Linked DNA regions of Homo sapiens: region 2 is linked to region 1. The links are chromatin loops, found by intact Hi-C in ENCODE. Cell type or tissue: heart left ventricle. All regions are shown on one strand. Region 1 overlaps FAT3 (FAT atypical cadherin 3). Region 2 overlaps FAT3 (FAT atypical cadherin 3).

The links. A loop is a pair of places that touch in the nucleus more often than their neighbours do. Peaks named below come from ENCODE experiments on the same cell type or tissue, not always from the same donor. Only the 100,000 strongest peaks of a DNase experiment are listed, where the experiment ranks them.
Region 2: it touches region 1 in a loop (2.0-fold over the local background); 1 of 110 quality-filtered maps calls a loop at or near these places.

Annotation. Positions count from the first base shown.
Region 1 is chr11:92,864,246-92,869,245 of GRCh38, forward strand. It overlaps FAT3 (FAT atypical cadherin 3), which reads left to right. Exons shown (of 28, transcript NM_001367949.2): 22 at 2,496-2,964. Among named protein-coding and RNA genes, the nearest start is that of LINC02746, 49 kb to the right of the region's middle. In heart left ventricle, no CTCF peak of the experiment used is centred here; a DNase peak (open chromatin) is centred at 2,636.
Region 2 is chr11:92,702,028-92,707,027 of GRCh38, forward strand. The region is part of intron 4 of FAT3 (FAT atypical cadherin 3); the gene reads left to right. Among named protein-coding and RNA genes, the nearest start is that of LINC02746, 210 kb to the right of the region's middle. In heart left ventricle, no CTCF peak of the experiment used is centred here; no DNase peak of the experiment used is centred here; H3K27ac peaks cover 372 bases.

The DNA of each region.
Region 1 (5,000 bases):
ATCTTTTTACAAAAACTTAGATAAATTGCACTCTCACCACCAATTTTTCATAATAGACTGAGGACACCAGTTTGTAGCCACAGAGTTAAAAACAGCAGGTGGACTGTGCCAGAAAAAGATACTCCCCAAAGTCACATTTGATGATTTATTACTTACATTAAAATACAAATATGGAAATTATCCAGGAGTTGCCATAGAGCAAGTATTCTGGTATGATTTACAATATCTACTCATTCAATTTTGTGGAACCGAATAAAATGACAAAGATGATAGCATAAGATTACACGTGAGGCTGAGTGCGGTGGCCCACACCTGTAATCCCAGCACTTTGAGAGGCCGAGGCAGGCAGATCACACGGTCAGGAGATCAAGACCATCCTGGCCAACCTGGTGAAACCCTGTCTCTACTGAAAATAGAAAAAATTAGCTGGGCATGGTGGCGCTTGCCTGTAATCCCAGCTACTCGGGAGGCTGAGGCAGGAGAATCCCTTGAACCAGGGAGTTGGATGTTGCAGTGAGCCGAGATCATGCCACTGCACTCCAGCCTGGTGACACAGTGAGACTCCATCTAAAAAAAAAGAAGAAGAAAGAAAGATTACACTTGAAAGCTCTCAGAGAACATAAACATTTGTCTTCAGTCTTTTTACATTTGCACATTTGCATGACAGAGCAAAGTATGTATGTTCTAACTGTGTATGATGTGGCTAACCATTCTGCAGTGGACAGAGTAGCCTTGTAAAATAAGCCATAGCAGTTCTCTCTGCTCTCCAGACCCAAACCCAGAGGGGCCAGACCATTCTCTCCAGGGTACCTGAGTGGTACATGACAAAGCCTGAATTTGATTCAGCATTCCAAAATTCCCACACCTCTGTGTGCTTCTTAAAGCCCCCTGACTTCTAGATACACATGTTTATGTGGCATGACCTACGAAATTTTATGCAGGATGAAGAACATGGAGCTACAAAGGCAGAAATGAGAGTCCCTAAGAATTCAGTTGTCTGTACTGAAGCATAGAGAAATACGTGACGTGTGAGAATGAGAGATGCTCTGATAATCCCGAATAGGTCTATTATGAGTTAAACACGTTTCACAAGGACTGCTTCAGTCTATTTCTGTGAATTCATTTTCTCTGTACCTCCTTGGCTGTTTGTGACCTGGAAGCTCTGTATTGTCCTGTCATTTCCTTTCCTTTTCTTTTTCTTTTCTTTCCTGACAAGTATCTGTTCTCTGCACAGAACTATGAATGCCAACAGACTAGTGTTAGTTGCATGACTCAGACGCTGGCCTCCACAAGGTCCTCTTGCTGGGTCATAGACATAGGCCAGAAAAGAAGCTTTTATTTCACAATTTTTGGCTGTGAATCCCTTCATGACCAAATGTACACTTGTCTAGACAAGGGTGCAGCCCTCATTCCCTGGATCCCAAAGCCACCTTGCATTTCTGAGAAATGTAGAACAAGGTGGACGACACAGGGGATTCAAAGACATGTTTTCTTTGCAGCAGTTGAGCCTGGGGCTCCATGGAGGGCCAATCCCTGCTCTGCAGCTCTCTGCCAGCAAGGATCCTCCATAGCACATGCTTTCTTCCTGTGTGTGATGTCTCCTGGGATTAGCCTCCCGGGCGCAGTGATGCCCTTGCTACACCAATGCACTCACAGCAGCAGGCTGGTCTCTGTTGTCGCACCCCAAACCATGGCTGGGAGCATTCATGAGGGCCAGGTGTCACAAACGATCCAGATATTCTAAGCAAATGGCCAAGCCCTGAGCACCTTGGAAGATAACCTTTACCTAAACCATGAGCATCATCCTAAAGGCCTATTTTAAGAATATGCTAGTGTTTAATATAGAGCAGCTTTTAAATCTTAAATGTAGACAAAGCTGAGAACTAGGAAATTTTTCATTTCTACCAGGCCTCTTTCTTTCCCCTGTGGAGCACTCATATAAATGTATTCAAGGAACATATATGTATTTGTGTGATTATTTGATTAATGGCCACCTACCCTACAGACTGTCAGCCACATGAGGGCAGAGATGATAACTCTATTCACTCAGATGATCTCCTTGGCACTTAGTACACTGCTTACCGTATAGTAGATGTTCAATAAATGCTAATGAGTTCCCGGAATTCATTCCTGTGGTGGTAATGACTAAGAAGGGTGCAGAGAATAAACAGACCCCTAAACCAGATATTGCTGGGAATTTTAAAAGGTAAAGACCCAAGGAGTAGAAACATTCTTAAATATAATTGTGGATATATGAAGGTGTGCCCATATTACTAATCACAAGATTTGTGAAATATAAGGCATGCATTTTCATGGCAGGTAAGGGGGAGGCACAGTGGTTAAAAATCAAACCACAACAGATTTATGAGTAGAGCAAAAGTCATGTCCACATTCCAGCTTTCTTGTGAAGCCCCCGGGCCGGCCAGGAGCAGGGTGTAGGGAACATATTCCCAGTTGCATGTTGAAAAGTGCTGCACTGTTCCTTCCCCACGCAGATTGTGGATGGCAAGCTGTGGTTCCAGCTGGACTGCGGCAGCGGCCCTGGAATCTTGGGCATCTCGGGCCGTGCTGTCAACGACGGGAGCTGGCACTCGGTCTTCCTGGAGCTCAACCGCAATTTCACGAGCCTGTCCCTGGATGACAGCTACGTGGAGCGGCGCCGGGCGCCCCTCTACTTCCAGACGCTGAGCACTGAGAGTAGCATCTACTTCGGCGCCCTGGTGCAAGCGGATAACATCCGCAGCCTGACTGACACGCGGGTCACGCAGGTGCTCAGCGGCTTCCAGGGCTGCCTGGACTCGGTGATACTGAATAACAATGAGCTGCCGCTGCAGAACAAGCGCAGCAGCTTCGCGGAGGTGGTGGGCCTGACGGAGCTGAAGCTGGGCTGCGTGCTCTATCCCGACGCCTGCAAGCGCAGCCCGTGCCAGCACGGGGGCAGCTGCACTGGCCTGCCATCGGGGGGTGAGTGTGGCTACGCAGTGGGCACTGGCCTGGGGGTTTGAGGGGAGAGTGAATGAACTGCAGGGGGATCCCTGCCCTCCCAACGCAAGGACTCTACTAGAGAGGAGTATTCACACCCAAGATGCTCGCCAACCTTCTTAATCTGCTTTAGGGAAGTCTCAGCTCTTGACAATTACAGGAGTGTCCAGTTTTGCCAATCGTTTGCAGCTTCCCATAGGTGCAGTGCAGTGGCACAGGGGCCCAGAGAGGCCATCAACTCTGCCCACTCCCCTGTCCAACCCCTGGCCTTTCAAGCCAGAGGAGGTTGGGCGAATGGAACCCCCTTTTAAATATGCCCTCATGAGCCACCTGCATGTCACTGCAGAATGATAGTAGCACTATGAGTTATGATGCCCATGCACATGAAATTGCTGACCAGACGTAGACATAAAACCTTACTAGAAGCTAAGACTTACAACCTTACTAGAAGCTAAAGCTTACTAGAAGCTGTCCCCCAGGAATAGGAGATCTTGGAACATACTTTTGCAATGTGTATATTAAAAATAAGTCTAGTTACAGCTTTACAAAGGAGTAGAAAGTCAAGAATAAGGAGAAGGGAATTTACTAAAATCTCAGGACAAATAAGCAGGCAATGAAGGCATGATCTTTACTCTAATATTTTTTTCCCACAAGGTACATCATGAAAGAGGAGAGTAGGCATTAAAAAAAAGCAAAAGATTTATAGAGAGTTTCTTTTGTTTGAGGGGAAAGCCAAGATTATTTAAGTCCTAGGAGTCTAGAGATAAAAGAATCCCTGACTTTACCAAGATGCAGTGTCTGTGTTAATGTAAACTAGGTCAGACATGCTCCCGGTTGAAGGCTTGCCACCTCGCAACAGCCCAACCACTGATTCCACTTCAGTCCCTTTGCAGAGTCGCTCAGCAGTCGTGTCATTAGGAAATTTAAACCTTCCTCACAAATCACTTAGAGATTCTGCTGTGCACATTACCATCTAATGTTCGTGAAATCCAACTCCAAATTTAGAGTCCATTTTATTATTAGAATGTTATAAACTGTCCATGAAATGATGCACTATCGAAATACAGACACCAAAGTTGTTTAGACTTGCATATGTTACTACCACAATGAGGGCCAAGTACCCTGGGGGGAAATTTCTGTCGTCTCGATTTAAGAAATCTATTTGCTGTTTTTACTGTCTCAGCAGTGTATGTAAATAAAGGGTTGTTATGGTGCCATAATTCCCAAATGATGGGCAGTAACTATACTTCAGTGGTTCTATAAACCAGCCCATTATGACAAGTCATGGCTAGTTTTTCACCAGGCAAAACAATTCTGCTAGTGTGAGCCATCTACGATATATAAAAGGAGCATATAATTAAATTGGGTTGAAATAGAACACCACTCCATGTCAAATGCTGGGTACATAGCCACAAATTGTAACATACTTTTAACGATGGCAGGACGTTGTTTTTGCTGGCAGGGCTATGGGCTTCCACAATGGATTATCTTTAAAATAATAATAATAATCACTGTATGAGGGAAAGAGACTAGGGAATCTTGCTTTGCAGTGTGCATTTTAATTTTTAAAAAAATTTCATGAAATCCTTAAGCTAAGTATTCAGTGGAACTATGTTAATTAAATGGCTACGACCCACATGGGGAATAGCAATTTTCTCTATTTTTAAATCTCTTCATTTAACCATATTTCAGCACTGATGACCCACTTGCCATATACTTTTCATATAACCTAGAGAACTTGTCTTGCCCTCCCTAGGGCCCCAGCCTTGCCTATAGAGCACACTCTCCAATCTACCTCTTTGTCTTCCTGTTCCCTTCTTCCTTCTGTGATTGGGCATTGGATCAGGATTCTACAACAGGTATTCTTTCTTCCAAGGAGAAATAGCCTCTTATCAGTTCAAGTTTCTCTTTTGTCTGGGGGGACTTACGTTTTCCTAAAATGAAGATGGTATCTTTCCTCACCTTCATCTACACAGTTCCCTTCTCACAGGCCTACTACCTCTGTTCTCTGTTCCGTT
Region 2 (5,000 bases), 160 kb before region 1:
TTTTGGTACTGTTCACAGAGCTTAGATGGGCTATTGAACCTCTCTGGATCCCCTTTCTCTCATCTGTGAAGTGGGGATAACAATTCCTACCATAGGGTTGGTATAAAGAGTAGATTAAATGACAGGTGAAGCATGCTCAGGACGCTGTCTGTTAGACAGTACATGTTCCATGAATGGTAGCCATGGTCAGCATGGAATGTCTTAGTCATCTCTGTATACAAGCATCTGTTTGGCACTCAGGAAACAAGGGACGCTTAATAAGTGTGTGAATGAATGCTTACATTAAGAGACGTTATTTCACTCCTCAATGAGACCTTGAAGGGGAGAGAATTAACATGCAAGACAGAGCATGGATGTAGAGACAGGAAGAAGGCATGCTCGGCTTCTTTTCGTCTGCATGAGCGTTGCCACGTTAAATTAACTTTGATCCTCCTTTTCTTCATCTGGAAAATGGGGTTAATAAACTTGCCTCACAGATAAACTGCATGGAAGGCCTGGCACACAGAGATGCTGGTAACCTATTGCTTGCCCTTTCCCTCTTTTCCATCTACTTCCTCCTCCCCTTGTCCTCCACAAACACACTGCCAGTTCCCTTTCTTTTCCTGGACTGGCTCCAGCAGTTTGAAAAGCTTATAGCACTTCGATTATTCTTGAAAGATACATCTACTTAAATAATCCTATAGTCCTGGCTTAATTATGTGTGAATCTTTATCTTGCTTGCTGAAGAGTATTATTTGCCTCCCTTTTGATCTTGAAATGCTTCTGTGTTCAGGGCTGGATGGTTCTGATAAAAGTCTCCCAAAGAGAACACAGAGAGTGTTTTTTATTTGCAAATCAAAAAAAAATTAAAAAGAAGATGACAAGGCCCAGTAACCAGTGTAAAGACAGTGGATGAGCAATTATGTCATATGTATGCATAGAATTTGGAACAGCCCAGAGAATGTGGTTAAATGTAATAGTGAAGTCAGTATGAATAACAGATTACAGAGGAATAGACTAGATCCATAGGAATGTATATTATTTAGTATCTGTCTTTTTTAACAAACTCATCCATTGTCCTCTGTAACATACAACTCATGTGAATAATTTTTCTTCCTGTCTGAAGTTCTCATCCCTTTTTATAGTTTTATTTTCTGAGGGAAAAAAATATTGTTCTTTATTAAGTTTTTATAACATTTTCTCTTGCCTTAGGATGCAAATTGATTTCTTTGCTGAGAGCACACCCTTAACAGCTTCTTCCTTTGGTAAAGCATCTGCTAAGCATCTGCTTTTAAAATGATGATAATTTCTGGTAGAGAAGAACTGCAGGCTCATTTCAACCCATTAAACAGTCCACAGTTTCATAATTTAACTTCAAGAAAAATGGAAGTTTCTCTTCTTAGGCATCTCTTTCTGCCACCTTCAGAGAACTCTACAGGAAGTATCCATGGGCCCTCAAAAAATGGCATGTCTGTGCATAAAAATAGCAGCATGGAGCAGGCATCAGCGTCAGAAGGAGAGTTGATGACACCTTCTGTGCTCCAGAGCTCCCAGGAGGCACCACACACAATTAATGCCCTGTGACACAGCTGCTGACCTCTTTCCACTCATTCCTTCCATTCTCTCATTTGTTCACATTCTTATTCTTATTGTATCAACCTCGATAGTTAATAGATATGCACTCTTTCTGTTTTTACTTCCTTTCATAAAAGCTTTATCGAATGACTGTTCAAGGCCTGGCATTGGGCCAAGTACTAAGGTTTTCTTCTTAGAATTAGTGTGGTTTTCCCACTGGACATTTTTTCCTTTGACTTTCACAGTAAGGTCTCCTAGAGTACTAAACTGCAGATCAAGTAGGGAGCTACTTTCATTAGCTGCTGTCTTGGCATCAAGAAACTGTTATTAATTCGTATATTCCTAACTGTGCTCTCACGTTATATAGATACAGAAACTGAGACCTAGAAAAGAGGAGAGTGATCCAAGGTCATACAACTACTTCATGGCAGTACCCAGGATAGGTCTTTCTCTCTTTATGGAACAAATATGGCTACCAATATCCATCAGCTTATTGAAATGTGGCAAATTGAATCATCTTTTCTCGCTCTCATTTTGTAATAATGGATTGACCCAGGTGTCAAGTTAACCCAGCCTCAAGGATCAGTCTCTATGCATCTGAAGAGCAGGTTTTCTCTCATACTCTGGTTGTCCATCCACCACCCCCTCAGCTAATCCTCAGAGCCCGATACTCTGGCCTGCCCCATCCACCCAGCTCTGGACAAGGCTCACTCTGCTGCTGGGCTGTGCCCTGAGCTCCAAGACCAAGCCCATCTGAGAGGATGCTGTGTCCACATGGTGGGTACCAGCTTGGACTCAGCAGAGGAGTAACTGCAAAGCACGTATTATGGGCTGAATTGTGCACCACCTCCCACCACCAAAATCCATGTGTTAAAATCCTAACCTCCAGTAACTCAGAATGTGACTGGATTTGGAAAGAAGAGTCTTTAAAGAGGTCATTAAATGAAAATGAGGTCACTGGGAAGAGCCCTAATCCAATATGGCTGACTAATGTCCTTATAAGAAGAGGAAATTTGGACACAGATATGTACAGAGGGAAGGCCATTTGAAGAGAGAGGGAAAAGACAGCTGTCTGTACAAGCCAAGGAGAGAGGTGTTGTAAGAAACCAAGCCCTGTCATTACCTTCTCAGATTCCTAGCCTCCAGAACTGTGAAAAAACAAATTTCTGTCATTTCAGGCACTTTAGTCTATGTTCCTCGGTTATGCAGCCCTAGCAGACCAGTAAGCAGCCAGATTTCATCAACTGGCCTGTCCCTGCCCCTCCTCACACCACCACCTCACAAGGCTACACAAATGCATCAGACTTTATTAGGGACTGCAGCAACTACAATACAGTAGAAAAACCTCTGTCTAAATTTGAGGGTTCCCGTGCTTCATGCTCCATATTCCAAGGGAGAATTATCCTCCAAGTTAAAACTCTCCACAGAAGGCCCTCTTGTGGCATACATGGGTTCCTAACTCCTTCCCTGCCTTCAAGTTTCTAGCTTCCTGAGTGCCTCCTTCCTCCATTCTTCTCAGTGAGTGTTGCCAGCGTACCTTTCTCAGAAATCCCAGTGTTTTACCCACAAGAATGCTTCTTGCCCAGGAACAAACCCCTCCTAAGCAGATTTTTTAAAATTCATGTCATTCTTAAATAATCCCCCCAAAAGGTTTTAGTAGGCTAGTTAGGGATGGCCATTGACATTCCAAGTCTAGCTAAACAAGGAGTGGTGATGGTGGTGGTGTGATGATGGTGGTGATGGTGGTGGTGTGATGGTGGTGGTGATGATGGTAGTGTGATGGTGTTGGTGATGGTGTTGGTGGTGGTGGTGGTGATGGTGGTGGTGGTGATGGTGGTAGTGGTGGTGGTGGTGATGGTGGTGGTGTGATGGTGGTGTGATGGTGGTGGTGGTGTGATAGTGGTGTGATGGTGGTGGTGATGGTGGTGGTGTGATAGTGGTGTTGGTGGTGGTGTGATGGTGTGATGGTGGTGGTGTGATGGTGGTGGTGGTGGTGATGGTGGTGGTGTGATGTGGTGGTGTGATGTGGTGGTGGTGGTGTGATGGTGGTGTGTGATGGTGGTTGGTGGTGTGATGGTGGTGTGATGGTGTAGTGATCGTGGTGGTGTGATGGTGGTGTGATCGTGGTGGTGGTGGTGGTGGTGTGATGGTGTGATGGTGGTGGGTGATGGTGCTGTGATGGTGTGATGGTGGTGGTGATGGTGGTGGTGTGATGGTGTTGGTGTTGGTGGTGGTGTGATGGTGGTGGTGATGGTGGTGGTGTGATGGTGGTAGTGATGGTGGTGGTGTGATGGTGGTGGTGGTGGTGTGATGGTGGTGGTGATGGTGGTGGTTTGATGGTGGTGGTGTGATGGTGGTGATTGTGGTGTGGTGGTTGTGATGGTGATGGTAGTGGCAGTGATGGTGATGGTGGTGGTGGTGGTGGAGGAGATGACAGTTGTGACTATAGTGGTGGCAGTGGTGATGATGGAGATGAGGGTGGTAGTGACGACTGTGATGGTGGAGATGGTGTTAATGGTGGTGGTGGTAGTAATGGTGGCATGCTTATGAGATGGGAGTGAGGTTTACTATTCCTAATTTTACAGAACTGTCCAGGTTAGTATGGGCCCTTAAGAATAATCCTTTCTGAGATCTTCCCACCAGTATAAATTGCAGATGTACCACTTAAATTTCCCTATTATCTGAAGAGTAAATATTGAATCTGATGCAGAAAAACAAACCTTTCAGAGCAAATATTAATTCTCAGAGCTAGTACATTCAAAACAGAGATTACAAGATGCCATGGGTCTGGGTAGGTCAGTAATTCAGAGAAGCAGCATGTGTGGGAGCGGTGGGGATGTGGACGGGGAGGAACAGTGGATTCTACCTGCCCCTTCTCCTAAAAAGGCACTGCCAGCAGCAGGTGTGGAAGCAGGTAGGCCCAGTATCAGCAGGAAGTCTTAATTTGTTTCCCAAAAAAAAAATCACATTTACATTCCACATCTCTCTATATTACATGTTGACAACTCCATCATTTTTTTTAAAACACTGTCAGCCAACGAACCCCTGTTTTGCAACAGTTGATAGAAAGGAAGACTTCTTACTTGCCTCATAATTTGTAATCCTCTCAGAATGAAGTAAGTAATTCACATATTTTGTGGGATGTAATTAGTTTCTTATCTTCCCTTCACCTCATGTCTTTAAAAATGTACCCATCTTTTAAAATGTGCATATAAAAATAAATAAGAAATGAGCCTATGGCTGAGTCTTAAGAGACTCTGTTGACATTGGAAATTACCACATATGAAGACTTGGTTGGGATCTCAGCTGAACATTGTCCGCACAGGCATTTCTATCTGAGCCAAGGAACGGAAGGGTGCTGTGGATCTTTGGGGTACCTCAAGTTGTGTGAGCATGTCATCTGGCAGTAGCTCTTCACTTTTTAACTTTGCTTTTCTGTGCTCCTG